2 separate regions of the Mus musculus genome follow, and region 1 is linked to region 2. A link is a loop called in an ENCODE intact Hi-C map of the cell type or tissue named here. Cell type or tissue: heart. All regions are shown on one strand. Links, peaks and the distances in the headings refer to the core of each region. The heading gives the core; the rest is flanking DNA.

The links. A loop is a pair of places that touch in the nucleus more often than their neighbours do. Peaks named below come from ENCODE experiments on the same cell type or tissue, not always from the same donor. Only the 100,000 strongest peaks of a DNase experiment are listed, where the experiment ranks them.
Region 1: it touches region 2 in a loop (2.3-fold over the local background); 4 of 42 quality-filtered maps call a loop at or near these places.

Annotation. Positions count from the first base shown.
Region 1 is chrX:161,870,922-161,876,304 of GRCm38, reverse strand. Nhs (NHS actin remodeling regulator) reads left to right here. Exons shown (of 9, transcript NM_001290526.1): 2 at 913-1,065; 3 at 4,703-4,836. Among named protein-coding and RNA genes, the nearest start is that of Scml1, 41 kb to the right of the region's middle. In heart, for the core only: CTCF peaks have their summits at 2,405 and 2,606 (motif pointing left); no DNase peak of the experiment used is centred there; H3K27me3 peaks cover 264 bases.
Region 2 is chrX:161,958,136-161,963,518 of GRCm38, reverse strand. All of the region lies in intron 1 of Nhs (NHS actin remodeling regulator), which reads left to right. Among named protein-coding and RNA genes, the nearest start is that of Gm26317, 110 kb to the left of the region's middle. In heart, for the core only: no CTCF peak of the experiment used is centred there; a DNase peak (open chromatin) is centred at 2,148.

The sequences.
Region 1 (5,383 bases), core at 184-5,183, 87 kb after region 2:
TCTACATTTCCTATACACTTTCTTGTTCTAGGTTAGAATTCTCAAAGTGGAATGGTAGACCAATCTTCTAAGAGAAAATGCTCAGATTGAAACCAAAAGTTTGCGTGTGGCATAGGGATAAACAATGAACCAGTGTCTCCAAACCTTGTGCTGGGAAACAAGCAAACAGCAGAAAGAAAGGCTGAAACTGAAAAGAGCAGAATGCTCCTGGGCCAAAAGCCTGGCTCTGGATCATGGGTCTGAAGGATGAAGCCAACTGTACCTGATCTCATCCATCTTGAGACTAATAAGCTACCAAGTGCTCATGAGTTTCTCTGGGTGGCTATTTCTTATTCATAGTCCCCTAGTTCCTATAGATATGCATCCTCTATCCTTAAGGAGTTTGTTCTGTTCTGGGCTGTATTTGTAATGAATGTAATGAAGGCGACAATAGTGAATTAAATGCTATGTTTAGCAGAAAGATAGTCTTCCTTGTTTTCTCAGATGAGTTGTAAGAACTATGATATCTACACGTTTAGCACACCTGTCATAAGCCCTTTAGTGTTTGTGCTAACCTTTGGTGAAACCAGAATAAACGTCAAGGAATGGCATCGGGAGGTGGAAGGCAGGATCAGGAACCTGCAGCCAGAAGCCACAAGGGTCAAGAAACATCATAAAGACTAAAGTTCATGTAGACCCCAGGAACAATGTGAAAAAGCATCCTGTAGCCTCCCATGTCTTGGTCCAAGGGCATAGCCGTCCCCATCTGTATTATAAATTTCAAAGTTTTTCCAGCCTTGAGTTCATTTAGTAGTCTGGATTTTACCTATACATTCCTTCCTAGCTCCCTGTCCCCTCCCCTGCCCCAGTGCCCTCTAAATGCACAATCCAAGCTCCTGATGTACATTGCACTGTTTGCTCTTTGTCTTGCAGCTGTCTCCAACTTGGACATCGAGAGCAAGTTGAGTGTATACTACCGTGCACCATGGCACCAACAGCGAAACATCTTCCTCCCAGCGACCAGGCCACCCTGTGTAGAAGAGCTGCACCGCCATGCCAGACAGAGTCTGCAAGCCCTTCGTAGAGGTAACTGATCCCAGGCAGGGGGGATTTCTGGGAGAACATCAGAGGTTGTGCCATCAAGGATTTTCTGTCCCATTAGTCCTATTACCTCCTTAGCTGAAGCAAGTGCTTTGAAATACTCCCATGTCTACCCTGAATGCAATCCACGCATAATATGAGCTACAGGTCTATACTGATTAAAGTTACCATTATGGCCTTAATATGATCACAAAGAGAATTCCAAAAGGAAAGGTATTAATAGCACTGTCTCAATGTTCAAGTGCCAATTCACAATTATATTAGATGACATAATAAGAGGAGTTAGATGTCTGTACCTCTCAAAAATACATTTGAATTACGTAAAGACAGAAGCCATTCCAAACAAAAAGTATGGGGAAATGAAGGAGCCCTAGAGGTAGGGGCAGGAGAAGAGCCATGAAAATTGTTATAGTTAACAGTTATTTGATATAAGCAAAGTAATACTTTGGCTTAATTAAAAGGGAATTAGGTTTGACTCAGAAATAGATTCTATGATTCTTTTGATAGGAGATTTAGATGGGGCATTTGGAATTTGTATGAGACCTGGAACCTTTTCACTGACCATTCAGTGCATTACAGGATGGCTGTTATGCCTGGCTTCTGCCCAATCATTCTAAAAACCTCAATAAGGCCCTCAAGTGCACTTCTGTTTCTGTTGAGAATCTCTGAGCTGATCCAATGCCTTCATTCTACACGGAGGTGCAAGGAGGGCTGAAATGTGGGGGAAACTGTTCAGGATCATACAGGCACCTTTTCTATAATCTATGCATCCTCCCAATATGCCACATATCACTCTCATAACTGACCACTATGTCTACCTTCACACAGGTAAGGATAGCGTCTTATTAATTTATTCTATTCAAAGCATATAGCACAAAACCAGCATATGGCACATCCTCAGTATGAATAAGTATAAGGGAATGAAATTCTGCACAAAGCTGATTGAGCATTGAAAGCACAAGATGAGTACTGAGGAATTTTATCATTCTCACTAAATGCCTTCACACATCACATCATTAGAGAGCTTGAGTAACATTAGCCCTGTAGACATCATTCTTTCTTATCATTTTATTATTATTAATCAGCCCTCCCTGATTAGAGTTTTACAGATCTAACCAGATAACAGTGAGCTACTCATAAGCTATCATATTTCACTGCTTCATCAGGTTTGGACTTAAGAGCAGAACTGAAGAACAGCAAGTGCCAATATCAATTTTCTCTGCAGTTCCTCCTAGGGCATAAGAGATAGATAGACAGCCTTCCGGGCTTTCCATGGAAGACTATGGAGGCTCATTTTGCCCTATTCAGACTGGCTTGTTTTGTGGTTGGCTCAACAGCAAATCTTGGGGGTAGTAGTTTTAATAGCATGGCAGAGAGCCATAAATGGGAATTACAGGCATCATAGAATTACAAACATGCAGTGGTGTAAAATTAAAATTAGCAAACAGCCATATATATATATATATATATATATATATATATATATATATATTCATCAGCATAACCCACATCTGCCACCTGGTGGTTGGGACTAATACCAAACTTGCAGCCAAGGGCTTGGCTCCCCAAATGTGGCAGTGAGCTTCTCTGTGGGGAGTCTCTGGACAGCTGGAATCTCCTTGCTTTCATGGGGAGAGAGGGAATGATGAAACATGGGTAAGTAAAACTGTGTGCCTGCAGATTTGTGCTCATTTGGGAACTGAGATTAAACTTGAAATTGGCTGCCTTAATATCATCCCCCTACCCATAACAAACTGTACTGAAGGTCAGGCATTATGCTACAGCATAGCATTGAAAGAGCAATCAAGTATAGTCTCTGTCTTTAAAAATACATGGTATAGTGAGGAGGATGACCAAGTAAGCAGATAGGGTCAGTTCAGTGCTATGGGGAGTAAATAGAAATGTGCCTGTCATGTCATGGAGCCTCAGGGAAGTGACATCTAAATGGATTTCAAGTTGTTTAGAATATAATTATCAATTATCGCTTTTTCCCTCTCTTAGCAATTCTTTAATGCTCAGTGCCAGTAATAACTTTAAGTTATGCCATCTTTTATGTTCATAAAACACACAGAGAGAGTAATACATGGCTATAAAGAGAGAATTATATTTTATATTTCCTTTCCTTTCAAGTTTCTGGCTGGTATCTATGTTCCATTGGTCTAAAGAAATAAGGATGAAGATTTGACTGCAGTTGCAGGCCCTGGTGGACTGATATTGTCTCTAGCTCACCACTGGCAAAAGTCTTATTAGTGAGGGATTACTTTAAGCTGCCTACTCTTGGCCTGGGTAGAGCAGAAGATGTATTTAAGATAGGACAGGAGAGAAATGGTTGAAAGGAGAATTGGGCTAATATCCCCTATCTCATTCCACTCTCTCTTCACTTCTTTCCACCCAGTAGCACACATCTGCTATGCCTAGCGAATTTAAGAATGTAAAAGCTTTTCTTTGGCCTATCTGTTAGAAAAAAACCTAAATGTTTGCTTTTAGAGAAAAATGATGGTGACATTAGAGTCGGGAACTTGATCAAGAAGGGCATTTAGCTCAAAATTTCTTGACAAGCATTGATTTTAGGAGCAGTATAGCAAAGACCACCTATATGATGTGCTTTAGAAGACCTTTCTCTGCTTGTGCATGGAATGTTGGGTTTTTTTTGTTGTTGTTGTTTGTTTTGTTTTGTTTTGTTTTTAAGAATCCCAAGCAAAGGAAGGCAGTGTCAGGGATTGGTGCTTTCCCATGGGATGGTCTCAGGTTTGGCCTGTTATTGGTTGGCCATTCCCTCAGTCTCTGCTCTATCTCCTGTGCTTACATTTCCTGTTGCCAGGATACATTTTGGGTTGAAAGTTTTGTGGGTGGGTTGCTGTTTCTATTACTCCACCGAGGTTCCTGCTTAGTGATTCTTATTATGAAGTCAGGACTACCTTATCCCCTACTCCCAGATATTTCTGAGTCTTCCCCCAAAGACAGCTTTACACTGGAATGAGAAAGCAGTCGTCACAGGGATTCCTTTAGTATCTGTGGGAGCACAAGATTGTAAATCCCTCAACGTTTTTGTGGCTATCAGGAAGGAAAGGCTTTTAGATGGATGCTCATTACCCAGTTCTCTGGAGGAAAATAGAAGATAAATAAAATAGACAGTGCATAACATTTGCCAATTTCTTTTTTTTTTCTGTGATATATATAATTCCTGTCAAAATAATTTCTGACTCCACATAGTTCTTTCCTGGAGTTAGTGACATCTAAGTCCAGGAAGCTGGGCTATGTCTGCATCTATTCTATATTTGAGTCCTTATGGCAGCAAGCCTTCCACCATTATTCTCAACATTTGCTTTCTTTTTTTAACTTCTGATACTTTGATATGAGGTGTGTTGTACTTATTAGTGAGCCTACCTTGTTCCAACATTATAAGATGGGACCATAGAGATGGATGCATCTGTCCTTGTATTTGCAGCAAGTGAATATTCAGTTAAGAACCATTTTAAAGAGTTAATATGGTATATAGATTAGCTAGATTAAGGAGAGCTCTTTTTTTTTCTAACAGCTTTTTGCTAACATTCTCAAGAGGGGAAAAACAATTGAAAATACCAAGTCTTTTTCATTATGTTTGTCTGTTCTGCACCCTCAGAACACCGGAGCCGGAGTGATCGCAGAGAGCAAAGAGCTGCTGCTCCCCTCCCCATAGCTGCTCCACCACTACCAGCCTACCCTCCAGCTCACAGCCAGAGGAGGCGCGAGGCCAAGGACCGCCACTTCCTAACGGTAAGCATGGCAGATGATGTTTGATCTGTGTTTGCTCTTCTTGAGCATCAAGTGAAGGAAACTGGGCTGGCTCAGAGGGCAGGTCATAGGCATGTAGGAACTCCTTTCTCTTCTTTTTGGAGTACACACACACACACAGAGAGAGAGAGTGAGAGACAGAGAGACAGAGAGAGAGAGAGAGAGAGAGAGAGAGAGAGAGAGAGAGAGAGAGAGAGAGAGAGAGAATACAGTAAACCAACAATAGTTGAGGACTGTAAAATCAGATGACAATTTCCCTTTGAATCACAGCTCTGCATATGTGTTTAGGATTGAATTCGTTTTTCTTTTCTCTCCGTTCTTGTCTTTGTAATACAGAGATATTAATGGTATTAACTTAGGGCCTTGAGGATGCACAAAGCTTAGTGCAGGGACTGACAGACCCAGAGTAAGACAATGTTAACCACCATCACTACTACCATTATTACTAGTGTGACTCCATGGGAGATGCTGGAAAAGAACTTACATGATGCAAAATTTACCACTAGAATCAATCATAAGTTTGCACTTT
Region 2 (5,383 bases), core at 233-5,232:
TTCTTTTACTCCCACCCTCCTTGCCTTTAGACCTGAAGGATTAGTCATAGGATCATGTTCAAATTATTCAATCCTAAAAAACAAGTGATTAACATTTAACTTTTTAATGGACAATTACTCAACAGTCATGCCAGAGGGTAAATATTTATTCATCTATTCCAAAGAGTGAATGTCAGCCTGAGTCAAATAACTATTTGTGTTCATTCTTTAATAATGGAAAAGTGATATTTCCAATTTTGATCCAAAACATATGTAGATGAGCTTTTCAGAGCCCTAAATTAGGCTTAAATTAAAGATACTACTCCTTCCTTTAACAAAAAAGCTAATATTTGTTGTATTCACTTCTCTAGATTTGGAATTTGGTAACTGGAACACTCACAAAGTCAATAGTAACAAACAACTCCATTTCTCAGTCTGCAGTCTTGTGTCAGACACTATTTACCATTATGCCATTATGGATTCAAGTCAGGGCAGAAGCAAGGCCATGATGTTGACCAACTTGTCCTTTGTAATGTGCTTATAATTATTCTTCCTTAGAGTCGGAGGCTAACTTGGGTGAACTTGTCTAGCCTGGAAGGAATTAGCAGCTTCCAATCTCATTTCTTGTTTGCCTACACTGAGTTCAAATATCCCTGATGTGTCCATATGGACACACTGAACAAATGGCCTAGGAAGTCAGGGGACTATAGGGTACCATTTCCCAGACTTTCAGTTTACTTTCAAGAAGTCAATTTTAATCAACAGGCAGGAAACGAATTTAAACATTGAAACATGCACCAAGGTCAGAGGCTAAGGGCTGGGCCTTGAAAGTTGAGTGCTAATACTCCAGGTGTGGCCTCCCCTACTGAGGTCAAAGATGCCCTGCATAAGCCACTAGTGAAAGAAAGGCCAGGGTGGCCTTGGCTTGTAGAAATAAGTTGGAGAATTTAAACTAGATTGATCAAGCCAGGGTAACTGCCTGACCTTTAAATTCCAGGTGCTTCATACAAAGGAAGCTGTTTGTTGTTTGTTGTTTTGTTTTTGTGTTTTCTTCATATGGGGAATGTAGGCATCAGGAAACCCAAACCCCTTCACTTTTGTGCCTAGATCCTTGCAATTTCCCACTTGAGCTACCACGTTTAGACAACAGATGAGGAAAAGTGAAGGAAGGAATGGGGGTTTTGTGGGCCCGCATAGCCACTAGCTACACTTGCAGACGATCACCTATTATACATGAGAGAGACTGGGTGAATAGTGTCATCAGTGTGTCCCAGACAGAAAAAGAAATGGCTGGGCATAGAACTAGCCAGTCACTGCCACACGTGGCTTCAAGAACACGAGACTATTTCTTCCAAGGAACAGAAGACCAGAGAGATGGGCAAAGCTGGTGGCAGGGGAAGGGGATGGAGAAGAAATGGAGTTTCTTTCCTAGTGTTTGGAAAAGAAAGAGGAAAGGAAGAGAGGGCAGGCAAGCACTGGCCTCCAAAGTTAGCTGATGGCTCCTGGAGCACTGCCAAGTTACAGTAGATTCACTTGCACTCCTAAAGGGAGAGCAAAATTGTTCTCATTCAGCTGTATTTCGCCCTCCCCACACACACCCCCTCCCGGGGCAAAGGCTTTAGAGGGTTGACTGAAAGTTGCTAAAGCAAAAGAGTAGATAAGAGGCTACTCGGCTTTGACTGAGGAAGCCAGCTGTGTCCAAAAGGAACAGGGAGAAGTGGAAGAGGTCAGGCTCCGCCACAGGTACCTGATTGTGGTGGCCTCTGGAGGTTGGCGGTGAACCGAACATTTCTCCTCAGACTCTTCCTTCACTCCGGGTGTGCTGAAAATAACAAAGCCACCTAACAAAGGGTGCCAGGATGCCCCCAGGCTGCATTCTGAGAGGGAAAGATACTACCTCCTAGTAAATCTCTGTCTTTTATTACCTGTTTTTTTTTTTTCTCCCTTCTGCTTGTGAGCCCAATCGTGTCTAGCTCTCTTTGGAAGAGATCAGAGATGGAAGGAAAGGTTGTGGCAGGGAGCCAGAGGAAGGCAGGGCTTTGGGGCCTGCCCTACCCAGCAGGTAGCGTCAGGGGCATCTGGCCTGGCCAGAATCCTGCTGGATCACACTCTCCTGCCCCAGTGATTCTGACAGGCCCTCTGGGGCAGAGTCTTTTGTGGCAATTTCTGGCAGTCCCAAATATGGTTCTGGATCAGTGCCCAGGAGCCTGTTGGAAGTCCAGACTCCAAGTCAAGAAGAGCAGAATTAACTGGCCAGCTGCCAAGATGATATTTTCCTTCCCGAGTGAGAACGCTGCCTAGGAAATAAGTTTAAGTCCCTTACTCTCTTATCTCATCACCAGTCTCCTTAAAAGAAGTGACTGTTAAAAGACACTTAAGTGCTGGGCGTGGTGGCGCACGCCTTTAATCCCAGCACTTGGGAGGCAGAGGCAGGCGGATTTCTGAGTTCGAGGCCAGCCTGGTCTACAAAGTGAGCTCCAAGACAGCCAGGGCTACACAAAGAAACCCTGTCAAAAGACACTTAAGCGGATCCTCCCCTCCTTAGAAAATGGTTTTATTTTTTTTTAACAAATGTGTGTATAGTGCCTATACACCATCAATCTTTATAATATTCTGTGTTGAACAAATATTAGCTCATTCAATCCTTGCCAAAAAAAAAAACCCAAAAAACAAAAAACCCAGAGACATAGTACAGCTTTTATCCATACTTTAGAGATAAGGACATAGGGTGAGAGAGCCTTAAAGGTTTATGTAACCCAGGGCCAAAGAGTTTAGGACTAAAGCTGGGCTTTGAACCAAAGCCATCCAACTTCAGTCTATTTGCTGTGCTGACTCTGTGTTCTCTACCTCAAGAAAATTTGGATATTTATTCTTTCCCTAAAGAAAGTGTGGATTTTCTTTGTAAATTGGCATAAATACAAATAGAAAACTGCACAAATCCTAAATGTATATAGTCCAGTGGATTTTCACAAGTTGAACAGTTGGGTACCTGATATTATGCTTCTGAGAGAAGTCAGAATATCAGCCCCTCAGAGGCGCACCTTCACCTCCACATTTAAGGCAAAGTCCTTATTCTGACTTTCCCATCATGGGTTAGTTTGAACTAGTTAAAATACACACACACACACACACACACACACACACACACACACACACACTATATCTATATCTATATCTATATCTATATCTATATATCTATCCTTCTTTTGTGTCTACTTTCTTTCCTTTCATCATATTGTTTTGTGTCGAGTTCAAATTGATTGGATTTTGTTATTGTATAGTATTTCATTTTGGATTATATAATAATTGGTTTATCAATTCTAGTCGTGATAGACAATTTCCTAATTTTCTAGTTTGAGACTAGAAATGCTAGTTTATATGTATTTTGGTGACCAAATTGATATATTTAAATTGAGTATATACTGTAGGGTATTCAAATATTCATCTTTAGTTGATACTACTGTACAGTTTTCCAATGTGGGTACAGTAGTTAACAACTACTCTGTGATGTCTATAATTTCCAGTTGTCCCACACTCTTGCTAACACTTAACATTTCTTGTCTTTTATTTTCATCCATTCTGGTGGGCATGTTTTATAGTTCTAAAAGATAAGTAAGTTTTTAGAAGAGTCTTAGATTTACACAACCATTGAACAGATACTACAAAGAGCTCCATGTGCCCTGATCCATTTTTTTTCTTATTATATCATTGTGGTGATTTAAATATGTCTGGCTCAGAGAGTGGCACTCTTTGGTGGCATGGCCTTGTTAGAGGAAGTGTGTCACTGTCAGGGTGGTCTTTGAGACCCTTCTCCTAGCTGCCTAGAAGACAGTCTTCTCCTGTTTGCCTTCTAATCACAATGTAGAAGTCTCAGCTCCTCCTGCACCATGCCTTCTTGGACGCTGCCATGCTCCTGCCTTGATGATAATGGACAGAGCCTTTGAACCTGTAAGCCAGACCCAATTGAATGTTTTCCTTGTAAGAGTTGCCTTGGTCACGGTGTCTGTTCACAGCAGGAAAACCCTAAGACAGGTATCTTATGTTAGAATGGTACATCCTATACAATCCACGAAGCAATATTAATATGCTATCATTCGTATTTTTAAATGTCAAAGACATGAGCTGAATGATAGTGTTAATAATGTCTTCTACCTTTGCCAAGTGAAAGACTACTAGGGATGTCTCCCTTTCATTATTCAAGCGGTCCAAGGTAGATTGATACTTTCAGTACAATTATCTGTCTAAGGAACTCAGCTGATGTAAGCAGATGGCTGCAGCATAAACTTTATGATGATCATTGTGGGTCAGAGAGTCTCCAAAGGTAAACCTTAGAAGAATATGGGATTCCTGTAAAATGTCAATGTTTGGATTTCCTCTTGGGATGCAGGCCATGAACGTACCCTTTGGAAAAAAAAAATAACCTCAGGTGAATCTAATATACCCCGTAAACTGATAAGCTGTGTTTTCTTAGACATTAAAAGGCCAGATTAGGAAACAATACCCAAGGCATATAAAGTACAGTGGGTGTGTCATTTAGGAGAGTGGGTTGGTGGTTAAGACAAACACATTCAGTTCATTCATTTCATTCTTTGGCTTTTTTTGTTTTTGTTTGTTTGTTTGTTTGTTTTGGTTTATTTTTCTTTTCTTTTCTTTTTTGAATGAGACCAATGTATTACCTACTGTGAGCTAACAAAGTATCTTGGTTCTTGTTTGAATAATAAAAGGATATGTGCATAAAAAGGAAGCCTGTCAAAACCATACTTCTAAGGTCTCTAGTGTTAGCTTTCCCAAGACCTTGGTGGGGAAAGGTTACAATGGAAATCTTCAGTGATGCAGCTGGCCCTCGGTGAGTACGGAAGCAGACACTGGGAGCTGGGAGTCTTTAGCTACCTTGAGATCTCCATAGGAACTCTAATGTTAAATAGGGCGTGGAGGACAGCAGGAAGAAATCAATGAGTAAAATATTCCAAAGGCAAATTCCAGAGAAGTGGCAGTCAGGGCTAAAGGGGACAATAGACAATACACATTAATTTAAGACCGTCAATTTAGCAGCATGTTTGTTGAAATAACCCTTTCCATTCTAAAAAAAGCATGGGGGTACAGACTTCTGAATCCATGCCGGAAACTACAGACTCCTGGGAGGGAATAATGGCAGCCCCAAATGGGACTTTAATAACAAAAGGCAATTATTTTTAGTATTTTCCAGTAGATCTCAGCTGTCTGGTATTGTCAGGTTCTATTCATGGAGAGGGGGAATTTAGAGTGAGTTAATTCAATGGATGGGGAAGGGAGCTGGTATTAATGGAAGGAAAGGGGATGGGGGAGGAAAAGAGGGAGGAAGGAGGCAGATGAGGGAAGAGCAAGTGGGATGTGAGTAGGAAGTTACAAGTTTTTTCACTCTGGT